2 separate regions of the Mus musculus genome follow, and region 2 is linked to region 1. The links are chromatin contacts, found by POLR2A ChIA-PET in ENCODE. All regions are on one chromosome and are shown on one strand. Each heading gives the region's core, a stretch centred on a gene start or an enhancer-like site at or near the end of the contact. The rest is flanking DNA. Distances are from core to core; before and after follow the strand shown.

The links. ChIA-PET counts read pairs that join two places held with the same protein, here RNA polymerase II (POLR2A).
Region 2: POLR2A ChIA-PET joins it to region 1 with 10 read pairs in Patski. The contact joins the promoter of Cdc42bpg here to the promoter of Atg2a in region 1. POLR2A ChIA-PET finds 5 or more read pairs at or near these places in 3 of 5 experiments (Patski and embryonic stem cell).

Annotation. Positions count from the first base shown.
Region 1 is chr19:6,239,201-6,246,534 of GRCm38, forward strand. It overlaps Atg2a (autophagy related 2A), which reads left to right and starts at 2,468. Exons shown (of 40, transcript NM_194348.3): 1 at 2,468-2,766; 2 at 5,227-5,389; 3 at 5,487-5,639; 4 at 5,846-5,948; 5 at 6,259-6,493; 6 at 7,104-7,200; 7 at 7,288-7,334. The coding sequence starts at 2,596.
Region 2 is chr19:6,301,744-6,309,077 of GRCm38, forward strand. Cdc42bpg (CDC42 binding protein kinase gamma (DMPK-like)) reads left to right here and starts at 4,714. Exons shown (of 37, transcript NM_001033342.1): 1 at 4,714-5,132. The coding sequence starts at 4,973. Gm52380 (a long non-coding RNA gene) reads right to left here and starts at 4,803. Exons shown (of 3, transcript XR_003952842.1): 1 at 4,721-4,803; 2 at 3,892-3,969.

The DNA.
Region 1 (7,334 bases), core at 1,218-3,717:
CTGCTTTTAATATAATCTAATCTGCCTTGAATTGGCTCTTGTCACTGGCAGTGGGGAAACAATCTATCACCTACCAAGAGCTGAGAAGAAGCCAAGTCTCTCCCCTAAGCCAGGATTTTTGCTTATGCCATTGTTTGTTTGTTCATTTGTTTTTAAAAAAGGGTCTTTCAGGGCTGGAGAGATGGCTCAGTGGTTAGGTACACTGACTGCTCTTCCAGAGTCCTGAGTTCAGTTCCCAGCAACCACATGGTGGCTACTGTAAAGTGATCAGATTCCCTCTTCTGGTGTGTCTGAAGACAGCTACAGTGTGCTTATATACATAAAATAAACAATCCTCTTATAAAAGAAAGAGAGAAAGAAAGGGAAAAAGAAAGAAAGGGTCTCTCTGAGCTGGGTGTGGCAGTGTCTTGGGTGGGAGGCAGAGGCACGTGAGTTGAGGCCAGCCTGGACTACAAAGTGGGATCCAGAAAGTGTCCAGTCAGGGCTGTGACACACACAGAGAAATCCTGTCCTGAAAAACCATAAAGGGGGGTGGGGGGCCATTTTTAGCTGCCAGGCTGTAGGAAAGAGGAGATCCCAGTTTATGGAAAGTTGAATTATTGATTTTAGGATTAGACATATGAAAAGCCATTATTTCAGAGAGGACCCCAACAAACCACAGAAGGGAGGGACCTTAATCTGCTGTGCATTCCTTAAATGGGAGGGGAAGAGGAGGGAAAAAAGACCTTCCTGGTGATGGGCTAAACAACCTTCATAATCCTATTTTCTACCTCTTAAATTGGGAACACTAGCAAACCAAATGAAAATGAGGACATGGCCACTCGAAAGTACAGCTGAGGAGAAGGCATGGGTTCCTTGTGGATGCAAGGAAGAGAACAGCCAGAGGCATCTGGAAGAGTCCAGAGCAGGGAGAGAGGGGAGCAGGGGTGCAGAGAAAGCAAAGAGGGCAAAGAAATGAACCTCCAGGGCTGGAGAGGTTAGGGGACAGGGTCTGCCAGCCAGGATGACTCTGTACCATGTACTTATGAGTAGGGACTCAGGTAGCCCAAGAGGTTAGCATGGACCTTGATAGATATACATTAGGCACCAAAGACTCTCATTGATGTGAGTCATAGTCCCTTTTGCCAGAGATAAGCAGAATGGCTCCTCTTAGCAAGTAGGAACTATCATCCCCCACTCCACCCCACCCCACCCTGCAGGACCGGGTTTCTCTGTGTAACCTTGGCTGTTCTGGAACTCCCTCTGTAGACTAGGCTAGCCTGGAATTCAAAGACTGGCTTGGTGTATGTCCCTGAGGGAATCCTCACTTTTGTCTAAATGTCTGAATTTGGGAAAAGGAATTTCTTGGGGACCTGACAGAATTTTTAAAAAGAGAGAAATGGGTGTGTGTGTGTGTGTGCCTTCAATCCCAGATTTTAGAAGCACAGGCAGATGCATCTCTGATTTCAAGGATAGCCTGGTCTACAGAGCGTTCCAGGACAGCCAGGCTACACAGAGAAACTTTGTCTCGGAAAAAACAAAAAACAAAAAAAGGAAAGAACAAGGAAGAAGAAAGAAAAAAAAAAGTGGAAACAAATAGTGCCTTTTTAGGGAGTTGTTAACAATAATGGATAAGATAAGCGGCTAGGAGGAGTGGGGAGAGGGGTTTTGTGGAGGCAAACTGGGAGGAATAACATTTGAAATGTAAATAGATGCCTGGCAGTGGTGGTGCACGCCTTTAACGCCAGCACTTGGGAGGCAGAGGCAGGCTTTAGAGGCCAGCCTGGTCTACAGAGTGAGTTCTAGGACAGCCAGGGATACACAGAGAAACCCTGTCTCGAAAAACATACAAACAGAAATGTAAATAGATAAAATAACAAATAAGCAAATGAAAAAAGATAAAGGACTAAAGCAAGTTTCATAGGGCTGGGCGTGATGATGTATGCACGCCTTAAATTCCATCATAGAGAGGCAGAGGCAGGAGGATCCTATGAGTTCAAGGCCAGCCTGGACTACAGTGTGAGTTTCAGAACCGCCAAATACAGAAAAGCTTGTCTCCAAAAAAAAAAAAAAAAAAGTTTTATAAAAGTGCAAATGTGCATTTGTTGCCAAAAGATAGACTGCAAAATTCGCACTGACTTTACTCCTCTGATAAGCTTGTCTACAAATTGGGTGAGTCACTGTTCCTTTAAATTCTTCCCAATCACCTAAAAAAAAAAAAAAAAAGTTGGACAAATCGGCACATGCGCACTCTTCCTGGCCCGGACTGTCGCCCTACGGTTGCAGCCTTTCCGCAGCTTGAAGCAAGGAGGTTAAAGGTCCTCCCACTCAGAATTTACGCGCAAGCGTAAACTACGATTGGGAGCATTTCATCTCGCAAAGAGCCCAGTCCCTTTTTCGCTCTTCAAGGCTCCGCCTCCCGCGGCCAATCAGTGGGCCTCGCCCTTCGCAATGACCAATGGCAGCGAGCGTGGGGGCGTGGTTGGGCGTCCGGGGGCGCGGCCTGGCGCTGAGAGAAGCGGCGGGGCGAACCGGGGGCTCTAGTGAACAGCACAGCCGGACCGAGATCGCCGGCTGTCGGCCAGCGGAAGCGGCTCGGGCCCGGCGGTCCCCGAGATGTCACGATGGCTGTGGCCATGGTCGAACTGTGTGAAAGAGCGTGTCTGCCGCTACTTGCTACAGCACTACTTGGGTCACTTCTTTCAGGAGCACCTCAGCCTGGACCAGCTCAGCCTGGATCTGTACAAGGGCAGCGTTGCCCTGCGGGATATTCACCTGGAAACCTGGGTGAGGAGGCAGGGCAGAGGTGGGATGGTGTGGAGAGAGGGAGCACGGGCCAGCGAAGGGTCCTCGCGGAAGGTTTGGGCTGGAGGACAGGCACCGTGTTTGGAGAGGCCAGTGGGTCTCGACCGCCTCCGCCAGGCCCCCTGGCTGGCCCGTCACCACTTAACCAGAAGCTAGGAGAGAAGTCTCTGTCTTCACCTCTCTAGGAGAGACAGACTAGGAAGTGAGGTGTTACTTTAAAAAAAAAAATGTCACCATCATCATACGGAGTTTGGGAGAGCTGCTTGGGGAAGGGGATTCCCGGGAGCTAGGGGAGCAGAGAGATGTTGTGGGGAGCCAGGCAGTAACAAGAGCTGGAACTAGGGTAGTCAGGGAGGCTTTGGGGGTGTTAAGAGCCCTGCCAGGGGCACCTGTAGAAAGATGTGTCCTGACCTCCTCACCCCATGATCCTGGGCATAAGGGGTGGAGATCGCCCCCGGATGTGGATGTCAACAACAGCGTCACTGCCTTCTGTGTTGATCCACACCTCGTGTGACTGTTGCTGCTCTCTACTTCCTGCTTTTGGGAGAGTGGGAGGGGCCTAGCTTGGGTTTAGGGAAGGACTTGGTCTCTGGCATCTCTACCTGGAGGGCAGCCCTCCAGGAGAGGTGTAGAGGTTTAGCTTCAGGCTAGCTGGGGTGGGGGATGGGAGGAGAAGCTGGGCCTGATGCTCAGGAGGTCTGAGGCCTAGGGTATGGAGTTGAGCAGGAGGCTGGGGGTGGCAGGTGAGGGGCATTGACTCACAGCTGATGGCTGGGAGTAGCCAAGGAGCCACCAATTAGAGGCTCCAGCTAAGGGCTGGTATGGGGTCATCCTAGCTCCAAGAGCAGTAGAATGGGCATGTGGCAGGGCTGGCCTCTTTCTCTTTTCTAGCTGGCCTATGGGTCTGCAGCTTCACTTAGAAAGAGCTAGAGGTGAGCCATGCCTTTGGGAACAAATATGGGTTGAAGAGATGGTGGCATCTTCTAATGGCCTGGTATAAGAGGTGTCTGACCTTCGCCTCTTAAACCGCTCAGAAAAATATCCAACATCTGGGTGTTCCCTTTTTTTTTTTTTTTGCTTTCAGCCAGAATGCCTTCTCAGTCCACTCTCTTGTTTCTTTTTTTTTTGGGAGGGGGGGCTGTCCAGGGCCCTGGCTGTTTTCTAGCCTCTCCCAGACAGCCCAGGCACCTCACTTAAGCCCACCCCTCTCTGCTCTTCACCCTACAACCCTACCTTGAAGGCATTCCAAGCAACTACATGGTCCAAGGACCAAGTTGAGCCCTTCCCAGCCTCAGCTTTCCTGGTACCTGGAGTGACTAAGACAAATGCCTAGGCCTCAGTGTCCCCATCAATAGAAGAGGAAGGTTGACTCAACCTCTGCTTGCCTCTGGCTCTGGCCTTGTTTGTTTATCCGTGGGCTCAGCGGGTGTTTACCGAGTACTACCCAGAGCACCTGGGTTCTTAGGGAGAAGACTAGTGACTCATGGCCTCAGGCGTTCCCAGGCCGACAGGGATACAAACCCAGCACAGCATCCCCTTCCTATGTCTTGATTGTATAGCTCTACTGTGGGTCTAGGACTGGGGTCATTTGGCCTTGGATCAATCCCTCTCCTGGACCTAACCTTGAACTCTGCCTGTCTAGGATGAAGATGTGTTACTTGCTGCTCTTGACTAGGTCTCTCTGCTTCTTCTCATGCCTGGGGTGGGCCAGCATCCTACTTCCTCCACCTGGCTGCTTCCTCCTCACTCTGGCTCACCTTTGGGGTGCTGCTGGGTTATATGCAGGTTCTGCTCACCCTTGCCTAGTGCTCAGTGACTCCGAGTCAGAGCCTGGCATTCTGAGACCCTGGCTACAACCTAGCCAGGCTGGGAGACGAAGGCACTCATTATCTATCCCTGCAGCCTCTGGTTGCCACATAGAAGGTGCTCAGAATCTCGTATACCATGTAGCCCAGGTTGGCCTCTAGCTCAGCATATACAGCTTTGACCTCCTGATCTTCTGGCCTTTGCTTCCCTAGTGTCAGGACCACGGTGAGCCTCACCACATCCAGTTGTACTCTGCTGGAGATGGAACCCAGGGCTTACTGCATGTTGGGCAAGCACTTAACCAACTGTATACCAGGCTGGCCTAGATCTCCAGACAGTCCACCTGCCTATGCTTCCTGAGCACTGGGGCTAAAGGCATGCAGGCTACCACACCCCGCAGTAAATAGAGTTTTGAAGCAAACATAAGAAGGAAACTTCTTAGCTGGCCCAAAGGGCTGAGCACTGTCTAGTGAGACAGAAACAGGTCAGGGCCTAAGGGAAGGCCTTGTAAGTAGCAGAAAGAAGGATGACCATGCCAAGAGTGCTCTCCAAGACAGTGGCTGTGTGAGACTGTGGCAGGTAGCCATATTCAGAGTCTTGGTGAGCTGATTTTTATTTCCCTTGCCTCTTACCCAGTCTGTGAACGAGTTTTTGAGGTCAATGGAGTCACCACTGGAACTGGTGGAAGGCTTTGTGAGCTCCATCGAGGTGGCTGTCCCCTGGGCTGCACTTCTCACTGACCACTGCACTGTGTGTGTGTCAGGCCTTCAGCTTACCCTGCAGCCCCGCCAGGGTTCAGGTGAGAGCAGGGTAAGACCACAGGGGAGGCAGTTGCTGGGGATGGGCCCAGGAGAGTCGGGGCCCTTTTATCCTGACTCCCTTGTTCTTTTCCACAGGACCAGGGGCTGCGGACTCTCAGAGTTGGGCCTCATGCATGACCACAAGCTTGCAGCTGGCTCAAGAGTGCCTTCGGGAAGGGTTGCCAGAACCCTCAGAACCACCACAGCCCCTGGAGGGGCTGGAAATGTTTGCACAGACCATTGAGACTGGTGAGCAGGTCCCTACTGCTAGGCTGTTCTTGGGCCCTCCAGTCTACAGGACAGGGACCTCAGATAGTAATACGGTGGCCACCTTCCTACCCAGGCTGGCAGGAACTTGCCTTGCTTCCCAATGCCCCACCTAACTCTAGACACCCTCCCTCCCTCCCTGCCTGCCTGCCTTCCTTCCTTCCTTCCTTCCTTCCTTCCTTCCACAGTGCTCCGGAGGATCAAGGTGACCTTCCTGAACACTGTTGTGAGGGTGGAGCATTCACTGGGTGATGAGGATCGAAGTGTGGCTGTGGAGGTCCGAGTGCAGAGGTAAGGAGTACAGGGGAATGGCAGGAGACAACTGCCTCTTCCCCCTCTCCTAGCCAGGCTCCTGGGAAGGGACAGGCTTGACTTGGGTTGGGCATTGGTGAGATTTGGGAAGTGGGCTATGTTGGGAGCCTGAACTGTGTATAGACATAAAATCACTTAGATCTTAAAAACTTTGAGACTCAGAACCAAAGGCTGGTTGAGCCTCCAAGACGGAAGCCAGGTTCCTCAGTTCCATGTTGCTGGGACAGCTCTAAAGAGGGGGCTTCTAGCCTGGGGTTGTCTGGACAAGGCCGGGCCCTTCACTCTGCAGACTGGAGTACTGTGACGAAGCAGTGCGGGACCCCAGCCAGGCCCCACCTGTGGACGTGCACCAGCCGCCTGCCTTCCTGCACAAGCTGCTGCAGCTGAGTGGGGTCTGCCTATACTTTGAGGAGCTGCCCTCCCAGGCAGACCCACCACAGCCACCTCTGCAAATCGGCAGCTGCACGGGGTACGTGGAGCTCATGGTGAGGCTGAAGCAGAACGAGGCCTTTCCAGGCCCCAAGGTGAGTCCCAGCCATGGGGAACTTGATCCGTAGGGCTGGAAAGACAGCTCAGGGGTTCAGAGCACTGGCTGTTCTTTCAGAGGTCCTGAGTTCAATTCCCAGCAACCACATGGTGGCTTACAACCCTGTATAATGGAATCTGATGCCCTCTTCTGGTGTGTCTGAAGACAGCTACAGTGTACTAAATAAATAAATCTAAGAAATAAAACAATAAGATAAGTAAATCTTTAAAAAAGAAAGAAAGGAAGGAAGAAAGGAAAGCAAGCGAGTGTTTGACCCATGTTGGATCTGTTCCCAGAAGTGTTGATTGACACCAGGCCCCAGTGGGGAGAGCCAGTATGGCAGATCATCCTATAATCCCAGCATTTGGGAGCCTAGTGGAAGGTTGCCTTAAGTTCAACTCCAGAGTAATTCCAGTTCTTACAGTAGAGATTACTATCTTTTTGGCAACTGGAAAAACAGACTCTGAAAAATCAAGTTGGCCAAGACCATTCAACTGCTTGGTAGCAAGTTTAGCAGTACAACCAGTGTCCCCAGAGTACGGGCAGGTAGGCTGCCATTTGGGCTGGGTGGCATATAAAGGCTCCATGGCTGTCCACTTGGTCCCCAGTTGGAGGTATCAGGACAACTGGGATCCCTGCACCTGCTTTTGACCCCGCGTCAGCTCCAGCAGCTCCAGAGGCTGCTCAGTGCCGTCAACCTTGCAGGTGAGGCTGCTGGGTGCTGGGCGCAGGGGAGCAGACGGGCGGTCTCGGGACAGCCAGGCAGGCTGTGCTGAAATGTCTTCCCCACAGACCCTGCAGGCCTGGCCGACAAGCTGAACAAGAGCCGTCCACTGGGT
Region 2 (7,334 bases), core at 3,464-5,963, 65 kb after region 1:
AGGTTTCCATTGTTAATCTGGTCATAGGATTGTCTGCAGCCAGTGGGCTAATATGACAGTGGGGGAAGAGGACCAGTGAGAGAAGGGTTCAGTAGTTTAGAGCACTGGCTGCCCTTCCAGAGCATCTGGTTTTGACTTCCCAGCACTCACATGGCAGCTGACAACCATCTATATAACTTGTTTCAGGGGAACTGTCTTCTGACTTTCAAGACTACTCAAATGTGGTATACAGACATAAATGCTGGCAAAACACCAATACACCTCAAATAATAAAACAGAGGACAGCCAGCCATCGTTCCTGGCCTCTGCTTTCAAAACTTAAAGCTTCAAAGCTGGGGTGCTGACCAGTAAGAAGGCCTGAGTTCAATACTCAGAACCCTATAAAAACCAATATGGCGGTGCATACTCATGACCCTTGTACTAGAGGCAGATACAAGCCGCAGATGTGACCGGCCAGCCAAGCCCATGAGCGGTCCTGTCTAAAGTGAGGTGAATAGTATCTGAGGAAGGATCCAGGACTGCATGCACACATGCACCTATACACACATATATCTGCATGCACACATACACACAAAGCTTGTATGTATAGGACTGGATAAGACAATGGGTTTGATCTCTCACAGCACTGCAAACAAACCGTTATCATCTGTCAGCAGTTAGCAATTTTGACCAAAAAGCCCTATGTTTAAATCTGTCACTTGCTGGAGTCAAGCCTGCCTTTTTCCTTTTAATCCTGTTCATTGGGCTCTGAGGAGACCATTGCTCAATGGCTTTCTTCTCTAGGCACCTTGGCTAGTCAGGGGGGTGAGGTATGTGGGGAGCATGTACCCCACCCAACACCCAGAACAAAACAGAAGGACCCACCCTTCCCTGAAGTAGCTCAGACAGGGTGGCGCCTATGAGCTGCAGGGGTGTAGGGTAAGGGGGCTAGGGCCTGGCTTCCTGTGCACCCGGAGAGGCTGGTAATTGCAAAACCACATGGGCTGCTGCTGAACAGAGCAGAGCGTGGGAGCCCCTGTGGTGAGCTGGAGCAGCCAAGGGGAGGATTTGGGAAGCAAACCGAGGATGATGAAACCACCATATGTCCACCCATTTGGAGTGTTGGACATTTCACAGTTAATATCCAGAGTGCAGCAGGCAGGAATATGGTGTGGGAGCTGGCACAGGTTTAAATGTGAGGGGTCTCCGCTGACCCAAAGGAACCTTCAAACAAGCCCTGAGCAGCAGAGGCAGGGATATTGGGCTCTCTGCCTCAGATGGCCCCATGTTATTCCTAGACAGAAATGTTATACAAACCAACTGGAGCCCCATGAGGAACCCATGCCACCAGGTTTCCCTTGTCCCAATCAGGTGCCTCTCTCCATTGTCCATAGAAGGTGTTCAGAGAGAGGGTAAGGAGACTTGCCCGCGGCAGTACACCTGGGCCACAGTAAGCAGACCCATGGGACCCCACAACCAGCCTCCGGTCCCCAGCTCTCCGGAGTCGAGGAGGACAGTCGCTCGTTCTTGGAATGCTGAACCACAGAGTTTTTGCGCTGCTTCTGAAACTGGGGCTAGGAGACTCAGCCGCCCCAAGGGGCATTTTAGATGAGCAACTGCAAGCCTAGACTCAGAAAGCCTGAAATGTGGCCACAAAAATTACCGGCACCTTTCCCCTGGCCCATCTTGTATCTGGGTTCCCTTCAGACTCAAAGGGTGTCAGAAACACCCAAGCATTCTGCCCCAAGTCCCTTCTCCTTCAGGGTCTGTCCCTTCTGGGAACTTTGTTTCTCTTGAGCCTGAGCTCTGAGGTGACACAATCCATTCTTTATCCAGAAGCTTTTATAGGAGCATTTACCAAGCCTGTCTAGGGAGGGCCTTGCCTTCTTCCATATGTCCCACAGCCCACAGTACCCTTTTGCTGCTGGCAATGGGGAATAGGCACTCAGGGTGCGGACTACAGGAAGAACCTAGAACTGTTTGTGTCACTGCCTCCTGGCCTCCCTGTGTCAACCTGTGAAGGAGGTAGATAATAATATAGCTGTCTGGTAGAGATCAGAGATCTGTGTCCACTTTGAAATGACAAGGAGCTCCTTAAGAGGGCAAGGCGCTATCTGTTGCCAGGGCCTCTCCCCGAGAGCTGGTGCCAGCACCTCCACCAGAGACTCTTGGGAGACAAGGGAGGGCTGCCGTGGAGCAGGTCCCTCCTGCAGACCTGGGTGAGCCTCCAGGAGGCAATGACCGCACAGTAAGCCCATGCTGTGAGAAGAAACAGAACGACAGTGGCCTGACTGCTCAGACTGGCTGGGGCTGGCACTCTGCGGCTGACAGATTCATTCATCCACTGGACTACATCATGAGCCAAGTATAGTGCTCTGCTGTGGGCAAGGCCAGGCCTCTGGCCTGGGAGCCTAGCTCAGAGATCAGAACAGAACCAATAGGATAAAGGGTGCCAGATCCTGGGGCTTCTCTGAGTGTTTAGGTTAGAAGCCTGGCCATGTGATGAAGCCAGAACAGGGTCCAGCAGACAGTGAGCCTTTAAGGACTTTTGGACATGTGATAGGGACCACTTAGCAGACAAGGAAGCAGCAGCTTGTAAAAACAGTGAGACAACTAATCCAGGTGCAGCTCAGGTGGGTGAGAGAGTCCCCTAGCATGAAGAAAGCCATGGATTCCCTAAAACTTCGTGGAACAGGTCCATGGGAGGAGGTAGAGGTGGAAGGACGAGATGTTCACCTATCTAGACTGTAGAGAATTAAATCCAGCCCAGGATACCCAGGTTTCAAAATAAACAAAAAACTAGGACAGAACCTAAAAGGACTGAGTGCCTGAGATGACTGGCGTGCCCAGTTATTTATTTAATTAGTGAGACAAGGTCTTTATATATAGCCCGGGCTATCCTAAAACTCACTATGTACACCAGGCTGGCCTTGAACTCAGAGATCTTTCTGTCTCTTCAGAGTACCGAGCCACCATATCCAGTCGGTGTGTTCAATTGAGTCCAGCTCTGGCCTTTCTCTCCCACTCTGGTATGGCATTGAAGCCTGCTTGGGGTTGGGATTTTCTCAGAATTCAGCTTTCAAAGAGGTTAAGGGTCTTGGGGAAGTTGATGCAAGGACCTTGCCAAGAGCGGAGGCCTGGGCAGTTGGCCCTTGACTGACCTTTGTGACTAGAGAATCAGCATTACAGGAAGGGTCCCAGCCTCCTAGTTCTCCATGACGACTTGCAAATACTAGACACTCATTCCTCCCCTAGTCTCTGGCGCCTCCTTGTGGCTTCTGTGGGCCCCAGCCCTGCCCTGTGCTGAGGAGGTTCAGAATCCCTGAGAGAGCCAGTAGGCTCCATCAATTCACCCTGTAATCTAAGAACTAGGAAGTTGAAGCAGTACGCCTGGGAATTCTGGGTCATTCTTGACTACATAGTGTGTTCCAGATCAGCCTAGTTTATATGAGAGGATAAAAACAACACCAACAACAAAAACCGTAAATCCAAACTCCAGTCTGCCCTCCCTGACCCTCCCTTGGCAGTGCCATGGCATTGAATTTGAATCCTGAGTCTCTTTCCCAGCCTGATAGATCTGGAAAGAAATATATGCCTGTGTTTTCCCCATTTCAAATTGTGGACCTCATGGAGAAGGGGCTTCTGTAAAGATCAAATGAGAGACCTACAGTGGTTGGTTGGTTTTTTTTTTTTTTTTTTTTTGTTTTGTTTTTTTTTTACAGGGTTTCTCTGTATAGCCCTGGCTGTCCTGGAACTTACTCTGAAGACCAGGCTGGCCTGGATCCCAGAGATCTACCTGTTTTTGCCTCCCAAGTACTGGGATTAAAGGCGTGCACTCCCACACCACCACCCCAACATAACCCCTGTAATGTTTCTAGACCCCGTTAGATGGGATTTGGGTGTCCCACTCACTTTGCCCCTGCAAACATTCAGAATGCTTCCTCCCTCAACGCTGATGACTCGATCCTGTCAAGGTCTTCAGCTTGCAGTCTGGAAGGAGAGGCAAGCCCTCTAAGTAGGCCTTTAAACAAGTTGTTCAAAAGACACCAGAGCACCCTTCTCTTTGGTATCTGGCCTGTCACCATCAAGACCAACACAGATGGCCAGAAATAAAAAACCTCCCTGGACACAGCCAGCACCTCCACCTCCTTTGCCTCCATCAGCACATCTCAAACTTCTTGTGCCCTCCACGTTCCAGTTCAGGGCCTTGTTCCCGCCAAAGCCTTGAAAATCAGTCCCATCTAGGTCCACACGAGAATCTAGTTTCAGAGACCCCCTACCCTCAGCCTTCCAAAGCCGCAGTGTATTCATGCTAAATGAGTGTGCCCATCCTACCTCAACTACATGTCTCTGGGTTAGTTTTAAGGATTTAAAGGAGATCAGAAACTTTTGGGGGTAGATGGGTGTGTTGCCTTAGCGCCGCTTTCAAACCGAGGCCAGAGCGGACTACAACTCCCATCCGGCTTCAGGGCCGCAACCGTCCCTAGCCCCTCTGGCCTGGCTAAGGGACAGGCCGCTGGCCGGGTCCCGCGGGAAGTTGCGCTAGGCTCTGTCTAGGTTAGTGTCTCATGAGGGTCTAGGTGGCGCTGGGACTGGGGTGGCACCGTGATCAGAGGGGCCTTTTGCGACCCCAACGGACCCCCTCCAACCCCGCCCAGGAGTTACTTTTCGTGGCCCGCCCTCCCACTTCCTGGACGAGGGTCGGCCCCGCCCCCGCGCGCCTCCGCCTTCCCACCTTCACCTTCAGCCGCGGCTCCCATTGGCCGGCGCGCACCTGCCCGTCCGTCGGGGGCGGGCTTGGAGGGCGGGGCGGGCGACCAGGTGAAGGAGCGCGGGTGGCGACCGAGGAAGGTGACAGCGGGGAGGGCGGGAGGGAGGGGGGAAGCCGCGCAGAACGAGCCACGGGACCACAGACGGACCGCCGGGCGGACGGACGGACGGGGCATGCGGGCGGCCTGGCTCTAGCCCGGGTTTCGGGGCTCCAGCGGCAGCCATGGAGCAGCGGCTGCGTGCGCTGGAGCAGCTGGTACGGGGCGAAGCTGGTGGCAGCCCAGGGCTCGACGGCCTCCTGGATCTGCTGCTGGGGGTGCACCAAGAGCTCAGCAGCGCCCCCCTGCGCCGGGAGCGTAACGTGGCGCAGTTTCTGAGCTGGGGTGAGTGGTCCGGGCAACACCCGGGAAGGGAAGCTGGAGGGACGACAACACCTGGAGCTTTGTGCCCCCAGACCTTTTCCCGGGAGTGGCATATTCCTGAAACTTCCTCATTGTGCTGTATCTAACGCTTGCCGTTGGTCTCCACAGCCCGCTCGCTCACCTGCACCTTACTTCAAACTCCCAGAGACAGGTACATAAGGTACACTTCCCACATACCCTGCTACAGACCCCAGACATGTTGCCAATACACATCTTTCACAACGGTCACCTCATGCTCTACCTAGAACATACATTTAGGCGGACACCGTTTTGTGTGACATAAACATACAGACTTTCTCTATTTCCTCCGTTCTTCAAGAGGACGGGCACTTTGTTCTAGGACCCCTCTCACCTGTCACACACTCAAAAGTCCTCGTCCTTCACCTTGCAGACAAGTCTCCTTACTTCAATCCCTAGCCGGGACCAAGAACCAACCTCAACCCCTTTGGAGGATTTGGGGTCTTGTTAGAAGTGGTTTTATTTGATTCGTCTGAATCCTTGGGAATGGCTGACTTAGGGTGATCCTAAACCCAATGTGGGCACTGGACACATCTGGCCAGGCTTTGGTGAGGAGGGCATGGGAATTGGGCCTGAAACATGGGGTGTTTACCCTGTAGGCGATCAGAGTTCTTGGTGCTCCTGAGCTATGGGCAGACACAAGGCTAGGCCAAATATGGATGGGGGTCTACCAGCCAGTCCTGCCATTTCTTTCTGGGGTGAGAGCAGTTAGACGGCCCTGCCCCCGTTGCCTGCCTGTTTCTCTGTGACTCTTCTGTGTTTTACAAGTGTCTGATTTGTCATCACTCCCACATGACACCTGTACCTGGGTGTGTGCATGTGGCACATGTGTGTGTGTTTACACATATGTGTGTTTCTCCCTGCCTGCCTCTGGCACCTCTGCTTGGGACCCCAACACAGGGCATGTCTGTTGACTTCTCCCGAGGTAACTCCAAGGCCGGGTGTGACTCACGCCTCTCCTGCCCCAACTTGTCCCTGCTCCTGCCCAGAGCCCCCACCCCTTCTGGCAAGACAAAGGTATTAGGCATCCTGTCCAGGAGGTTGGATCTGGGCACCAAGTTTGGCCAATGTGGCTGGTGGTCACCTCTGATATTTCTGCAGGCTGGCAGCTGCTCCTCCCTGGCTCCATGCATAAACCTGGGAAGAGACAATTAATTTCTGTAGTGAGGTTTGCACACCTCCCCCGCTGTGGGGGTTCTGCCTGATAAACCTGTGGAACAGCTCTCTGTCCCACCCACAGGCCCGCCCAGCTGGCAGGGAGTTTACCTTCTGGCAGGGGGAAACTGAGGCAAGGTGCCAGATCGTAGATGTCCCCCAGTCCTCACTGGTCACTCCTGTCTTCATCATTTCCCAAGACTCGGTGCCCTTCCCCCTGGCCTACAGCCACTTCAGTTATGGGGAGAGCCTGGGAGTGGTTGGACCTAGCCCTTGCGGAGGTGGTGGTAGGGCAAACAGACTGTGATGCGGGAGGAGGTTCCTGCCTGTATAAGCCCCATCCAGAGAGGGAGGTAGGGCTCTAAGTGGCAGGGCTATCAAGCCTGGAAGGAATCCTGTGTGCTCACACCCTCAGGTGCTGGCATTGGGCACCAGGTGAAGTTTTTGGCCCTGTTTGAGTGTCTTGTGAGTACCTGAGCAGGCTGGTATCTGTTCCTGACCCAGAGGCCCCACTTGGGGAACACAGAGCCTGTCTTTCTGGAGCACTGTAGAAAGTGTCCTCCCTGCCCCCAGGGGCTACCCCAGGCCTCACCTCCAGCCAGATTGCTCTGTGCTACAGGGTCCCCAGACCCAGGCCCACAGTTCCTGAGTGGCAGAGAAACTTTCTGGGGACAAAGAATGTCACCTATCCAGTTTCCCAGATAGGCCCCTGGGCTGGCCTTGAGGGGTCAAAGGCTGTGAACTAGGGGTGAGAGTGGTGTCTTTATTGTCTCTAGGGTATTAGGCCCCTGGCTAAAGAAGACCACAAGGTCCCTCTGTGCCTCATAAAGAGACTACTTGGAGTCTAGAGCCCAGGAAGGTTCTGAGGCTAGGTGGTCCACTGAGTCAGGACCCTCACCATGCTTGTATCATGACCAAATAGTCCCTGCTTCTCATCTGTCCCTCAGCTGGGTTGTCTCTGGGAGAGTCACCCCTATCCTAACCTCATGG